Regions from separate parts of the Homo sapiens genome. Here region 1 is linked to region 2. The links are chromatin loops, found by intact Hi-C in ENCODE. Cell type or tissue: endothelial cell of umbilical vein. All regions are shown on one strand. Links, peaks and the distances in the headings refer to the core of each region. The heading gives the core; the rest is flanking DNA.

Region 1 (8,347 bases), core at 150-8,149, 460 kb before region 2:
AATCATGAATAGAGGCCCTCTTTGGATCTTGAAAACAGTAACTTTTTCACAGTTAGTAGGAGGTTCCATCTGATTTATTACTTCAGTTGACAGATATAATATAGGCCAAAAATTTATAGATTCAAAAAGAGATGGGATAAATTTATTAAAAGTTACTAAAGAACTAAAATAGAAAATGGAATTGTGCTTGTCATATTTGGTGTGATAGGTGATTTTTTTTACAACGTAGGGATCAGGATTGGACCTGCCTGGCATTTGCATGAATTTTTTTCTGTTGGAGCTCTGGATACTTTAGGAATATTTTTATTCTTCAGAGTATTGTGGGCTTTTTTTTTTTTAATGTGGCAGTCTGTTAATACTTGCAGATACTAATTCCTGTTGATTATTATTCCATTATATGAAACTACTCCAGTCAACAGTGAGAAGGAAAATACACTTCCACTCATTTTTTTTTTCTCCTGTGACATCTCTTTTGAGACTGCTATTTTTATTTATTCTTCTTTCCTTGAAGCTGAGCTGTTTCTGGCTTATGTTTTTAGATATTGTCATCCTTAAATGATAGTAAAATACTCTAGTCTGGGTGGAAAGCAAAGATTCTATCGAAACTTTCTCTTCACTAATCTCCTTCTACAATAGAAACCCATTTATTTTAATCCCATCTTTTCCATACAGCGATTAAAAAATAATAATTACTTTTTACTGAGAACCCACTACATGCTAGGCAGTTTATATACATTATTTATAAGCATCAAATAACCCTTCAAGTTAAGTGTTAATATATAAATAACGAAATTGAATTTTAATCTCATTAAGTTGTTACAGGTTCTATAGAAGGTAGCTCCTTAGAACTTTTTTTTATACCCTATTTCCTTTTCGACATATTCTATCTTTATCCTATTATTTCATTCCAGCTGTAAAAAAATTTTAAAGCATTGACATGTAAGAAATATACTTTTAAAAAATAAAGAACCAGAGTTACTTTTAAAATTATGTATGACCTTGTAACTAGAATTATAAGTATTAAATACAGAGCTTAAGTACTAACAAAATAATTATTTCAGCATTTTTTTATTGAAGACATTATTTTAAGTTTTAAACAATCTGATGCTATTTTGGAAAATGTTAGGTGTTTCATAAGAACCCTTGCCAAGTTTTTTCTAACACCATGAATTAGTAAGCTTCATAATTAAGGCAGCTGCTTCACACCTCTACTGTTAACCGGTGACATTACATCTGTCTTGCTCCATTGATGCCCTCCTCCTAGTTATTGAAGCATTTAGCAGTTTTGGCAACAGGGATTACGTGGCATGGAGTAAGTAGTCTAATTAGATATAAGTAAAAATCCTGAGGGAAAAGGACATTTTGAAAGTAATTTGAAGAATCTCTTAATGATGTTGGCACTGAAATCCGAAGTCCAGAGTAGAAAGTGCCTGTCATCGTGGCAAACCAGGATCATGATCTGATATGTTCAGTGGACTTTTAGAAGGTAGTCTATTTTAAAACTGGAATAGAAATGAAAAGCTTCAAAGTTAGGGAAAATTTTTTTTGAACAGATTTTTTAGAATATGCTGCTATAATATTGACAATTTTGAAAGAAAGCAAAATATGCCCCAAATGTCTTATGTCTCAATAATTTTCAGTTAATTTTTATAACGTACACTCGGTTGTTATGGTTCTTATGACAACATGAAATGAGATTTTATTTATATATCGAATATTAAAAGTAGTGAAATTCTTATTTTCACACAAGCTTGGATATTGACTAAAAGAATGAGTTTCATGTCTAAATGTAAATAGAACTATTCCAAATTTAGAAAAGTACCAGAACAATAGAATTTTTATGTGTCAATAAATGTCTAGGTTTAGCCGTTCTCAGTACTGTTCTCTTTAAAAGCATGCTGATTCTTTGCTCTGCCTGTATATAGAACATTTTCAGTAATACAACATTTTTAATGCTTGAATTTTATCGTGTTTGAGGCACAACTATAAATTGTTTTGTAGGAAAAATTGCAAAAATATCTTTCTCAAACATATAAGGTTGAAAAAATAAGCAAGAATGTTTTTGTTTTTATAAGGGAGAAATTTAAAACTAAATAAAAAGGACAAGCCAGTTATGAATAGCATTGGTGGGGGACCCAGCACGTAAAAAAAAATTAAAGAGTTTGTTAAAGGAAAAATGAAAGAAAGGAAGGTTAACTGAATAATAGTGAACACCTCCAACCTCATGGCCTTCCATTTCCAAATAACCTCCTGACAATCACAGGATCCCATCTGCTACTCTTTATCTTCTTAGTGGGGAAACCTAATGGGATATCTTCCAGGGTTTGCGAGAAGAGCTTCCTTAACCCTCAGGCTGGGGAGCTGCCTGGCATCTTTTGGAGAGGCACAGATGGCAACTGTCTTGAAAAAAGGTATCTTTCTACTTCTCTGGGTCTCTTTCCCTTGAGACCTTCCATGTTGTCCATTATTTCTTAACTTCTAACTTTCTGCACTTATAAGCTTTCTTTAACATAGAGAAATGAAATATTTTCCCGATAGAAGTCCTCAATCTCAAATATATCTATTGTGATTTAGTAGATTATAGGTTTTTAAGCTGTTATGTTCCGACAAGCATAAAATGTATTTGTAATACTATCTGGAATTTGTCCTGTTTTAAATTTTTATTCTTTTTTTTTTTCTTAATTACTTTTCATTTCTTAAACTGTCCCACAGATTAAGGACTGTCAATTACCAGGATTCCAAAGGTTGGTGATTAAATAGGAAATGAGTTTAGATTTAGGAATGAGTTTTAGTTATTTAAGAAATGTGTTTAGATAGCAAAATATATTTATTTTATTTTATACTAGTTTAACAGTCTCATTAAAATAGAAAATGGCCCAACCTTGCCCAAGATGACACAACTACTATGGAAAAATAATATAAAAACTCAGCTCCCAACAGGGAAAAGACAGTGTTAGAATTTATATCTCCCGGGAACCTTTTGAATGTCCTGTCTCTTTTCCCATTTCTGTTTTGTACTTTTCTTTTTTCCTTTTTACATCTTATTTTGCTCTTTTATCTAAATTTACAAAGTAAGGTACATAAAAAGGTTGCACCCATAAACTTCTGTGCCAAAGCTATCTGTAAAAGATACTTTTAGCTTGTCATTTATTAAAGTTTGCTATGTATTCTATCCAATAGTCAGTGCACGTGGGGAATACCAAAGAAACAGAAGATAGATCCGTATTTTTTAAGGAGATTTATACTAGAGCCCTAAAAGCTTAATGAAAACAAAGGGATAAGCTTGTATCTAGTTCTGTGTGCCATTGCTGCTCAATATAGCTTTATGTAAGCATGGCAAGTGTTTAGTTCTACCTTCAGCATTCAAGGCAAAAGGAGTTGCTGACATTGTCCTCCCCCAAAGAGTTACCAGCCTATCCTATGGGCAAGATTGGAACACCAAGCTCCCCGGGGCATATAAGAACATTTACAAAGGGTACTCCAACTAAACATTTTTAAATCGCAAACGCAATCTTTATTGGGTTTATATAAGTTAAGTCATATTTATAAAACTTCCATGGTATTTTACTTTCCAGAGAATCTTATTAGGAATTATTTGGCAAAATAAATTATTATTAATCTGGTTTTGAACATTTTTTAATTATCGGTAGTAAGTCTCTGCTTAGTGATATAATAACTACGTAGAATTGTCATTACACAAGCAATCATGTTGGAGAAATAAAAATAACACTGAAGCATATTATCTTACTGGAAATAAAATTTCTTCCCCAAATTTTAACCACCTCTCACTCTACGTTGAGTAAGTAGAACATTGTTTAGATTTTTTAAATAAGTGGAAAATATGGAAACTTTAATGTTGAATTAAGAATATTAAAATCTAATTTTCATATGCTAGAAATTGGCTTCTGCTTAAATGTTTCTAATTTCATCCCAATAAAGTTTAAGTACTCTAAAATTGTTAGGGTCTCTTTGGTCCAGCAGGTGGGGCAATTCAGAAATCACTATGACCTCCTTCCTCCATGAATAATGGTGATTACAACTGTTTCCAAAAGATTCATGATTCATGTCCCAGATGTCTCCTCAGTACAAATAATACCAAAATGCTGTTTTAACTAAAAATCATATTATCCTACTTTTTATCCTCAGAAAGCAGCCCAGTAGGTAAATAGGAGTGATCATTTCCAATATTTAAGGCCATCTGAATATGTTTCAGTATCATTTTTATGTAACAGAGAAAAAGAAAAATTAAGCATGCCAACATTCAATCCAACCCACTATAAGCAGAGCCCTACAATATTATGTTACTTTGGAAACAGAATTTTAAAAGGAAAAAATAATCATGGAAAATACCCCTTCATGCTGAGGGACAGACAGCCTTTTAGGTTAGCTAAAATGCCAGACCTTTTATTTATGTAACAATGTTTCATTCCAGCTGTAAAAAAATTTTAAAGCATTGACATGTAAGATATATACTTTTAAAAAATAAAGAACCAGAGTTACTTTTAAAATTATGTATGACCTTGTAACTAGAATTATAAGTATTAAATACAGAGCTTAATTACTAACAAAATAATTATTTCAGCATTTTTTTGTTCATTCACTATGTACTTTAAACAACAACAACAACAACTATGTTAACACAGATTAGGACAAAAATTTTTGTAAATTATTTATTATGAAGTATATCCTAATGTGTTTAAAAACAAGTCATTATGTTTATCTCCTTGCTTTATTGAATCTTGTTTTATATATAATACTACTTTTATAAGTTTTTAAAATTGAAAACAGAACAGTTACCCTTTCTTAGTTTGTTTGTTATTTCTGGCAGTATTTCCCTATGCCCTATTCCCTTTTCATTGGTTGTTATCAGACCACCAGTAGTCCTCATACCTTAGCTATTATTTAGCCTGTCTTGGTGCATTCAGGCTGCTACAAACAAAAATACCATAGAATGGGTAGCTTTAATAACAGATATTTATTTCTCACAGTTCTAGAGGCTATGAAGTCCCAAATCAAGGAATCAGCAGATTCAGTGTTTGGTGAGGGCCTTTCTCCTGGTGCAAACATGGCCATCTTCTAGTTGTGCCCTCACATGGCAGAAGTGGTGAGAAATTTCTCTGGAGTCTCCTTTATAAGGGCACTAATCCCATTCATGAGAGTTCTGCTTTCATGACCTAATCACCCCCTCCCCAAAGCCCCCACTTCCAAACACCATCACACTGGGAGTTCAGGTTTAACATATTAATGGGGGGGGATACAAATATTCAATCTATAGCATCGTCTATATAGAGATTTATATCTCCTGATCATTTTCTCACAAGTCTTACTATAAGAGTCAATAGTCCATGTGCAGAAAGATTGCAGAGCTATATCTTTTGTGGTGTCACCACCATTTGTGTATATTGCCACATCACATTAGCTTTTCACATTAAATGTTACATTATAAAAGAGTTTCTGCCTGTGGGTGATAACTCTAGTTTTCACTGACTGCCATATTCCACGAAGTTACAAAACAAACCTGCTGTGAAGAAAATTTTGCATATTAGCTTATCTATCATCTAGTCAATTCACTAAGGTTATAATTCTGATCATGTAAGCTTAGTTATTATGAGCCTGGGTTCTGAAATCAAACCTGAACAGTTTCGAATACTATCTCTGCCACTTTCTAGACCTTGGACAATGGTACTTACCCTCTGAGCCTCAGTTTCCTCATGAGGTTATTGGAATGATTGCATTAGTTTATATACGTGAAATGCATAGAACAATTTTTTGCTTATTTGCAATAATCAGTAAATGTTAGCTATTATTTAATAATAATATTTATTGAGCACTTATTATATTCCAGCCATGGAGGATACAGCAGAAAACCGGGCTAGTGGTTCCAGCACTCATGGACCTTATAGTTATAGTGGAGTTGGCCAAGAATAAACACACATGTAATTTCAGGTGAATATAAGTGAGATATGGGGAAAACACGGTAATAATCAGAAGATAATTAGAGGACGCTGTTATTAATAGGATAGTTTATGATGGTAAAGGAATGCCATTCTGAGAAGATGATATTTGAACAAAGAACTAAATAATATGCAGGAGCAAGTCATGAGAAAGCCTTGGGGAAGAAATCCTGGGCAGAGGGAAAAGCAAATGCAAAGGAAGCAGGAGCTGCTTGGAAATTTCAAAGAATAGCAGAAAAGCCAGTATGCTTGAAGTGGAGTGTACACTGAGAGGGCCTAGGAGGCAGAGGTGACATCATCTAGGGCCATAGTAAGGAGTGTTGATTTTATCCTAAGTGTTCAGAGGAGCCATTGGTGGGATTTTGATCCGATGAGTGATGTGATGTTACTGATAGTGAAAAAGACCATTCTAGCTTTTTTATAGAGAACTGGCTGCTGCAGAAAGTCCACATGAGAGAAGATGGTGGCTTGGATAGAGTGGTTAGAGGTTGAAATGGTGAGTAGTAGTCAGACTCAGGATGTTTTAAAGGTTGAGCCAATAGGAATTAATGATTGATTGATTATAAGTAAAGAATGGAAGATGATGCCTAGGTTTTGGCCTGAACAATTTGGTGAGAGAGAATACCATTAATTGAGGTGAAAAGCAATGAATAAAGAGCAGGGTGTATGTTTGTCTTGGGGAATGGGGGGACTGTGACAGGCATATGGATTCTTTTCCAAGTTTCAAAGTCATTGAATTGGTTGAGATCATCTAGGCAGTCAGTATTGAGCAGAGGTCTAAAGGTTGAGCTCTGAGAATGCTAGCATGTAGACATTGGGGAGAGAAGGAGGGGAAGGTGTGACAACAAAGAAAACTAGGAGTGAGGAACAATAAGCAAAAAGGAAAACATCCAGGAGAGTGCATTGTCCTGGAAACCAGGTGGAAAAAAGTATCTCAAGAAGGGGATGGTCTCAAGAAGCTAGGTATCAAAGGAACATAGCTCAAAATAATATGACAAACCCACAGCCAACATCATGCTGAACAGAAACTGGAATCATTCCCCTTGAGAACTGGAATGAGGCAAGGATGCCCATTCTCACCATTCCTGTTTAACACAGTACTGGAAGTGGTAGCCAGAGCAGTCAGGCAAGAGAAAGAAATAAAAGACATCCAAATAGGAAAAGAAGAAGTCAAACTATCTCTCTTTGGTGGTGATATGATTATATACTTAGAAAACCCTAAAGACTTCACCAGAAGAATATTAAAACCAACAAATGATTTTAGCAAGGTTCCAGGATACAAACTCAGTGTACAAAAATCAGTAACATTTCTCTACACCAATAATGTTCAATCTGAGAGCCAAATAAAGAATGAAATCCTATTTACAATAGCCACAACAAAATTAAATACCTGGGAATACATCTAACCAAGGGGGTGAAAGAACTCTATGAGGAGAACTTCAAAATACTGTTAAAAGATAACATAGATAACACAAACAAATGGAAAAACATTCCATACTCATAGATTGCAAGAATCAATATCATTAAAATAGCCATATGACCCAAAGCAATCTACAGATTTAATGCTATTCCTGTCAAACTACCAATGTCATTTTTCACAGAATTGGGAAAACCTATTTTAAAATTCATGTAGAACCAAAAAAGAGGGCAAATAGCCATGCAATTCTAAGCAAAAAGAACAAAGCCAGAGTCATCACATTACCTGACTTCAAACTATATTAAAAGGTTACAGTAACCGACCGCGCCACGCCTGTAATCCCAGCATTTTGGGAGGCTGAGGAGGGCGGATCACGAGGTCAGGAGATCGAGACCATCCTGGCTAACACGGTGAAACCCCGTCTCTACTAAAAAAATACAAAAAATTAGCCTGGCATGTTGGTGGGGTCCTGTAGTCCCAGCTACTCGGGAGGCTGAGGCAGGAGAATGGTGTGAACCCAGGAGGCAGAGCTTGCAGTGGAGCCAAGATTGCGCCACTGCACTCCAGCCTGGGCGACAGAGCAAGACTCCATCTCAAAAAAATAACAATAATAAATAAAAAAAGGTTACAGTAACCAAAACAGCATGGTATTCCTACAAAAACAGACACATAAACCTGTGGAACAGAATAGAGAGACCAGAAATAAAGCCACACACCTACAGTCACCCAATCTTCAAGAAAGTCAACAAAAATAAGCAATGCAGAAGGGACTCCCTATTCAATAAACTCGCTAGCCCATATGCAGAAGAATGACACTGGACTCCTACCTTTCACCATATACAAAAATTAGCTCAAGGTGTATTAAAGATTTAAATTTAAGACTTCAAACTGTAAGAATCCTAGAAGAAAACCTGGGGAACCCCATTCTGGACATCAGCCTTAAGAAATAATTTATGACTAGGCCGAGGCAATCAGA
Region 2 (8,347 bases), core at 122-8,121:
CCGCCCTTTCTGAAGTTTCCTTGGCTTCAAGTGGCTTACGATTCTTTTCATGTTTCCCATAAGCCCTGGGAAAATATAGCAACATTTTCATCAACTGAAATTTGCATATCAAAGTTGTGAAGACCATGATATCATTCATAGACTGTGTATAAAATATTGGGTTCCCTGAAACATTTGTCTATTTTAAAAATCACATGAATGCAGTCTAATTTTAAATTATACTTGGTCGAGGGTGTTTTGGGTTGCTTGGAGTTTTATTTATGTTCTAGCGATTATGGCCACAGTTTGAATAAGTTTTCTTGCCTGTGAAGAGCTTGGTCTGATGAAAGGGATAAATCACCTCTTATCCATGATGCTGCATACAATGTGACATAAGCCACCTTGCTGCTTATTCTGGGCACTTCATTATTCCCATTGCTGTCAGACTCCTTGGTAATCCTATTTTAAAAGCCCAAGCAAACTTGAAGAGTCACAGAGCATTGAAGAGACAAGCCAACAAACTTGAAGAGACACTTTCCTGAAAGGTAGTTGGATAAGCTACTTCTTGTTTCAGACAAGTCTAAGTCACTTGGCCTAGTCGTACCCTTAATTTGGCCATTCTGAGATGAGCAAACACACCTTCCCTTCAGCTAGTTTTGAAGTGTGCATTTCCCCACATATTTACCCTGGCCCACTCATCAACACACTTTCCTTTCTGACAAAGTGTTGCTGCTTTTGCTCCAGCCTCCTGGCCCATATCCTGAGTTCTCCATAGGAAATGAGTCCTGGGATGTTCAAAATGCGTGTCTGCCTCACACATAATTGCAAAGATCTTTTCTAACTGGAAAATATCTTTGAAATACTTATTCTAAAAGAATTTCACTTAGAAAATAGCTAACAGCAACTTTCATTAGTATGTTCTACTGAAATGTCTTTCAGCTTACACAATAAAAGCAAAGAGAAAAACAACCCTTTTTCCACCAAAGACAAAGATTAAACAACATCCACAAGAGGTGGTGGGATAACGGTGTAAAAAGCCTTAAGTAGGACAAAGACCACTTATTAGACTGGATGATGTTGAGCAAATGTTTAAACCATGCTGTGCCTCAGTTTTCTCATCTAAAAAAATGAGGAATTAGGCTAGGTAACTATGAAATCTCTGTCGAGTATAGTTTCAATATTAAACTTTATAAATACAACAGAAAGCCCAGCTTTGATATTTGACTATGTCTCTTATGCACACATACCTGTCCTTTTTTCACGTATTTTCTATAGCATGTTATGTGATTTTTCTATAAAAGCGCTTCTCCTTTAGTTCTTTTCTTATAACTAAATCATGCAGGTAAATCCAATTAGGGGCAGGCCTTCTCTCTCTGGGCACCAGCAGAGCAACCAGCTGCTGATCATTAGAGTCCCTCCAGATTCAGGTAGTTCTTCAAAAACTAATTAGAGTTCTTACATCAGAATTTTGAACAAAGAGACATTGTGTGAGAATAACTCCAAAGCAATATGGACAAAATGATAACCACCTTTATTAGACAGCTAAATAAAATATTGAACAAATTACAGTACCTGCAAGTGATTAAACAGTTGGCAGCTGCATTTTTTCCCTCCACATATCCCTCCTTGTTGAAGAGTTAACCCATCTCAGCCTATTTCTTCTGTCTTCTTGAGCATCTTCTTCACGAGACCCTCATGAGTTAGTTGTGCAGTAGGTTAGGTCTCTAGGACACTGTCTATCTGAGCTACTATAAATGCTGAGGACACAACAGATCCCTGCTCCACCGATATCTCTCAGTTCCCAGCCTTTATGATTATTGGAGCTATTGGTGGGAAATTCTTATAACTTCTATGCTTCTTCCTCCTTGTCTGCTTTTGGGTGCTCTCTCCTCTATTCTCTGCTCCCCTCTGCTTAGAATATCTGAGACAGTGCCTTCTCCATGCTGTGCACTGCCCTGCATGGGAAGTGGCTCCTTCAGCTCTCCTCCTTCCCTTTTCTTCAGCAGAGGTAGGTGATTATCCATAAAACAAGGGGCTAAAGTAGGGGATCAAGTAAAGAAGGCAATCATCTGGGGTTGCCTACAAATATTCTCTCATCTTTGTTTTTGGGGACTTACTGAAGATGAGAAGCTACTTGCCAATCAGATGATGTTTTGTTAGGAAAGGACAAATTTGAGGGGCATGGCAACATGGGAAAAAATAGGAAATATAGGAAAAAATGGGAAAAACATAGGAAGCCAGAGAAAGTCTGTCTGTAATTCATTTTTCTTTGTTTGAAGCATTCCCAGACCATAGCAAAGCCCACTGACTCTTAACCCTTTCCTTACCAGTTAATTCAGATAACAATTATAGAACTGCTTATATTAATTATAGGACACTTACACAACACTTACTATGTACCAGGCACTGTTCCGAGTGCTTTTATTCATTCTCACAACCATCCTTTGATGAAGGTTCCATTATTATCCTCATTTCCCAGATGGGGAGAACGTGGCCAGAGTTAAGCAATTTGTCCAAGGTGAAAGGGTAGCAAACAACAGAGCTTGGCTGTGAAATTAGGCAGCCTGGCCTCAGGGTCTACATCCTTACACTCTTTGCACTCTCCTGACTTTCCATATGGGTTTCAGATGCATAGTTTGCTTGGAATCATGGTGTGTGCTGGTGAAGGAGAGAGAAAGGGAGGATGGAGATGATTTAATTTCATTGAATAGCAAGTAATTGCCTGGATCCTCTTTCCTCTTTTCAAAATAAACAAATGATTGACATAAGCCCATCTTATGTGGGGAGGGAGGCTGTTTGTTTGTTTAATTTATTTGTTCTTATAAAGCTAACACTGACAGGTCTACTGCTCCAAAACTACATCTTTATTTGGGCTAGAAAAGTAAGCTTTTCATCTGCTTTGGTGATGGGTACAGCCACCTTAAGAAGGTTCCATGGGAATAATGAAAAGTATTAAAACATGCATGATGAGAACAGGAAAGGACTTGAATATATTACAGGAAAGAAAACTCAGGCCTAGGGAAATGAGGAGACCTGCTCCTTAATTAGCAAAGTCTGTTTGTGATAGAACAAAATTAGAAACACTGATTTATCGTTCAGAGCTCTTTCTAGAAATGAGCAATTCCTGTTATCTGGTAGAAGTGCCATTATCTAAAATAAATGTTATAGCCCCATCAATGGGCTTACATTTTTAATAACAATATGTACATATATTTTTCCTTTCTTTTCTACCATCAACGTAAGAGGCAAAAGAAAATGTTGATGAGGAACCAGCAGTGGTAGCCATGGCATCTCTTTTGTCCCCAACACTGAGGAGGCAATTCCTTTATTCCGTCACCTGTCCCAGAGGTGCCATGGCAGAAATTTGAGTAGGGGGGATATGGTGAAGAAGGCAGAACCAGATTCACCATCTGTGCATTAGCAGTTGACTTGCTCAACCTAGCAATATTCATGATGCCTTTTCCTTTAGAAATTTATTTAAAGTAGGGTATTTTACCAGGTCCTTTAAAGTTATCCAACCTCTCTGGAGTTGAATCTGGAGAGGAAGACATCTTTAAACAAATACTCCCTCTGTCCCCACATCATTAGCCTCAGATTCCTAAGGGAAATAGGCAAATAACCTGGTCATTCAATCACTAGATTCTTCTGTGTACTTTTCCCAAAGATGGGCAATAAAACTCCTGATGCCAAAGAATACTTTTCTACTATGAAATTCTTTTTAGATTATTTGCCTATGAAAAAATGCCCTCCTCCCTTCTTTTTTGTATTTAAGCACAATAAAATCCCATGAGGTAAAAATTGGAGAGTTTCCATAATACATTTCTTTACATAAAGTGATATGGTTTGAATAGACTATCTGGTTTTATATATATTAGGATTGATCTTATTCCAGTATAAAGGGTTGAACTATATTATCAAGAGTATTCTAATACTACTCAGGTCTTTTTCTTCATTTCAGTTTGATGACTTAATACTTTCTGTTGAACTGCACTGAATTGATTAGCATTTTTAAGAGTTTCATGATGACTACATAATAGAAAGGCATCAATCCACTGATTGACCACACTGTCTCTCCCTAAAAATTGACCACGGAGACACCTACACTACAATAATTTAGGGGCTGGGGGTTAAACTGAAAGGTCAGATAGAAGCAGGGCCAGGTATAGTGACATGGCACATGAAAGCCAGAGCAGGCCAAACGTTACGGAGAAAACCAAATTGAATAAATGAGGAAATACGACTTCAGATGAATAGAGATAGCAGTTCTATTGTTTCCTGAGTACTGTCAATTCCCAGCTCCCACCTTCAAAAATGCATCTTCTTTCTTCATGTTCCTTAAGCTATTGCTGTAGCCTTTAAATTACTCGTTGTTAGTTTAAGCCAGTGCAGTAGGCTTGTGGGTTTTTTTTTCGTTTTCTACCAAACTCTAACTAGAAAGTCTGTATTATCACCCATGTAGAAAAATTTTGTTTGTTTTGTTTAATCCTACTTTCACAAAAATAGTGAAACATCGGAATGTCGATTGGGAAGAAGCAAAGAGTTAAATGCTTCCAGATTTTGGAAAATTCTTTATTTGCAATGTTTCTGCACCAAATCTATGTCTATTTGTAAAATCAGATTAATTAGCAATATGCTTAGGTTGAGTTCTGCTACCATCATGGTGGTCATTTGTTAAGCAGGAAGTAAATGCAATTTCAAGCTTGAGATTAATTATTTGGTCAATTTCAATCTGTAGTCATTAAATAGAATCTCAGCACTCGATGTTTCCAAACTTGAATGTATGCTACATTTTGAAATCAGAAATATCTAAATGTACAAAGCAAAGATGCACACGCAGACAAGCCTACATATGCGTACACACCCAGATACACACACACACACACACACACACACACACACACACACACACACACACACACAATTTAAAAGTAAGCAGCACCACACAGTGGTCAGATAGGGAATAGTTACTGTTTAACAGCAGCACCCCTGGAGATAAAGGACTGGTTCTTTGTTATTTTTCCAGAGCTCAGATGTGATCAATGTGGTGTCAATTTCTGTGAAAAAAAAATAAATGTTATGTTTTCACTTCTTAACCTCTTGAGAAAAATAATTGTTGGCTAAATTTCAACCTTATTTACAGATGAAAATGCTAACAATGAAAAATACTTGTCATATTTTACCATATGCGGTTGTGTTTATTACAACCAAATGCATTTCAAAAACCAGTGATTGAAAAAACACTATTGCCCAAGGACTTTCCTTTTATTCTTTAGCATAGAGAACATTTTATTACTAAATTTAATCTGCTGAAAATCAAATTTTATAACTGAAAATTTGGCACAAATGTAACCATAGGCATTTTAGTGATTGCATTAAGTAAATGAAGGTAAAATACACCTCTGAAATTGTATATTTAGCTACAGTTTAGCTCATCATTTATTCTGTGTATGAAGTATAAAACAGTGATCTGAAAATCATTTCCATCTAGTTCAGTCTAAAGATATTCTTCAGTTCTTTGGAGTATGAAAACCCTAATTTCTAGAATGTATTCCGTTTGTGCCACAATGGGATGTTCATCTTTCCTCAACAATGCTTGATCTCTTAATACCATCACTGACACCCTCAGTGGACGGCCTTCCTAGGCATTGCTCCATAAGTGAAGAGTTTTCAAGAGAACTTCAGCAGGATCACTGGCGTCTAAAAGAGTCATTTTCTCATTATTTAACTTTTTAAGCCTTCTTGCTATTGAAGAAAACATGATTAGCAGCAGAGCTGCAAAATAATCTGTAGTTAAGAAGAATGCATTGCCAGCATCTGCAAAGCTCAGATAGCATCTTTGAATGGTTAACAGAGCGTAGAGGTAAAGACAGCCCTTATCACAGTTGAGGTGACATATTGAGGGATGTTAGCCCTGGTGTTTTCAATATTTTAACATTTTGCATATCTCCAGAACACAGAGACTGGAAGGTCCTATATTAATTATATTTTTTAATTTTCTCTATTCTTAATGACATGGCATCTGGAGCCTCACTTCCCCTATGGGGAGCCTTCCCCACCTAGAACTAGCCAATTCCTAAAGATAGTAGAAGCCTGATCTGCAAGTATGCCTTTCATACACAAACCAACCAATCCAGAGCCCACACCCCCCAACTACCTCCTTTATTGAACTGAACTGACTCACATCAAGCCGCTGCTTCCTCCCCCAATCCCCTCAGGACAAAGTATCCGACAACTTGGAACAGTCTCTCCACTCTCTACAAGCCCACTGAAATTATTCTGCTAGTCAATCCCAAGCCTGCTTCTCCTGTCTGTCCTATTTCTTCCTACAGAAACCACAATAAAGGCTCTTACCCACACTTTCCCCTCACTCTTTCTCTGTCCCCTGACTAACCCTGGTTGCTTCCCCATGTGGCCCCACGTGGTGTGCCTGGACTCCTAGAAAGTCAACATCATCACCCAGGACCTGTGAATATGAAACAGTCTTTCTTCATAGCAGCCGTTTCCATGTCTGTGTGTCTTACTATACCTCATCAAAACAAACGCTGGGTACATTTTAAAACAGGTCCCTAATAATGTGGAGCTTTCTCGTCTGCACCATTTCCATTTTCCGGCAGCACTTTATTCCCAGTATTAATGTGAAAGTATGTGTTGTCTAGCACTGCGTGTAAATTTTGAGGCATGAGAGATATATAAAGGGAAGACAATGACTGTCTTTCTTACTTTGTTTACTGGTCTTATTTATACCATTGAGGAATCTTTCCCATAAAACTCAGCCCAACTCAGTCATTACTCTGGCACCATACTTTCTGGGACTACATGACCCAAACTTAATTGCTTACATTGAAATTATTTGGTCTCTCTGTTTCTAACCCTTTTTTTTAAAATTACACTAGATTTTAACTGATTTTAAAGTGCTGAAAACTAATACATAACTGATTAAACAGCCAAAGCCTTCATTTGGTGGTAATCAATAGTCATCACATTTATGTATTTGCCCCATGTAGCTTGATGTGTTTGTCATACTATGACGTATTACGTTTTGCCTAAACAATTAACTTCCAGTCGGCCTGATAAATTGCTTCACTCTTCTCATAGCTTGTGCCCAATTGACTCTGCTGTTCAATTTTCTCCACTGGAGTCACAGTGCCCCAAGGCTTAGCCCATTTCATCTGTGCAACTAAACACTGTTCTCCAGGGTTATATTTAATTAAAACACAGCAGTATTTAAGTGAAATATTTAACTTCTGAGGTCTAAACCAACTTTCACTACCATAATTACTTTGCAAAAATCACACCATGGCAAGACAGGAAAAAAATGCAAATTTAGAGTCACTGTTTGAAAGCTGAAGAACAAAATCATTAGGAAACAGCAGTCTTTTCTTCCCCTTGTTTCTACTTAATAAACCCATTCACTAAATATATCAGCAAAATGTCATCCACGACAGATGTGCAGGTCTAAGTGCTTTTGTAGTTTACCAACTAAAAGAAAACAGCTTCGGAATCTTGTATCTGAGTATGGTAGGTATGTATGAATATATACATATGTGTGTACGTGAGTGGGTAAATGAGTGTGTGTATGCAGGCACTATCATTAATTAAACACCTACTATGTACAAGGCTTAACCAATGTACATTTCTTCTCTTATTTAATTCTTACAATTCTAGTCACTCCTTATCCAAGGTTTCACTTTCTGCTGTTTCAGTTACCAGTGATCAACCACAGTAAAAAAAAATTAAGATTTTGAAAAAGAGAGGGAAAGAGAGAGAGAGATCATAGCCACATAACTGTTGCTGCAGTATATTGTTATAATTATTCTATTTCATTATTAGTTATTGTTAATCTCTTACTGAGCCTAATTTATAAATGAAAATTTATCATAAATATGTATGTATAGGAAAAATCATAGTATATATAGTTTTCATTATTGTCTATGGTTTCCAGCATCTGCTGGGTACCTTGGAACATATCCCTATGGCTAACAGGGGACTACTGTATACATAAATACGATTCTTACAACTATAGCCCTGTATAATTAATTTATCAACTTTCAACATTCTCCATAACATTAAGATTATATGAATAAATGTTTATGTTTTATACATGGATAGAAAACTGTTGAAATGCAAAATGTTTTAGAAACTCTACTTACCTTATAGGCAATTAACATTTCTGTGCCAGGCCCTGTGTTAAGTTTCCTTATGTTTTCCCTTCCAACATTCCATGAAATGGGGCTTATTCTCTTTCTGTTATTGAGAAAATAAAGCTCCCTAGAGGTAAAATGACTTTTCAAGTTTATGTAGCTCTTTTCCTCTCTACAGTAATTTTTGTCCAGGGAAATCACAGATGATGAGGTGGATAATAATTTCA

What was found. Hi-C counts contacts between places; a loop is a spot of excess contacts. Peaks named below come from ENCODE experiments on the same cell type or tissue, not always from the same donor. Only the 100,000 strongest peaks of a DNase experiment are listed, where the experiment ranks them.
Region 1: a loop joins it to region 2, with 7 times the contacts of the local background. A loop is called at or near these places in 12 of 110 quality-filtered maps.

The regions. Positions count from the first base shown.
Region 1 is chr6:100,569,019-100,577,365 of GRCh38, reverse strand. All of the region lies in intron 36 of ASCC3 (activating signal cointegrator 1 complex subunit 3), which reads left to right. Among named protein-coding and RNA genes, the nearest start is that of SIM1, 110 kb to the right of the region's middle. In endothelial cell of umbilical vein, for the core only: a CTCF peak has its summit at 3,987 (motif pointing right); a DNase peak (open chromatin) is centred at 4,025.
Region 2 is chr6:100,104,195-100,112,541 of GRCh38, reverse strand. No RefSeq gene overlaps it. Among named protein-coding and RNA genes, the nearest start is that of MCHR2, 110 kb to the right of the region's middle. In endothelial cell of umbilical vein, for the core only: a CTCF peak has its summit at 4,913; a DNase peak (open chromatin) is centred at 4,851; H3K27me3 peaks cover 878 bases.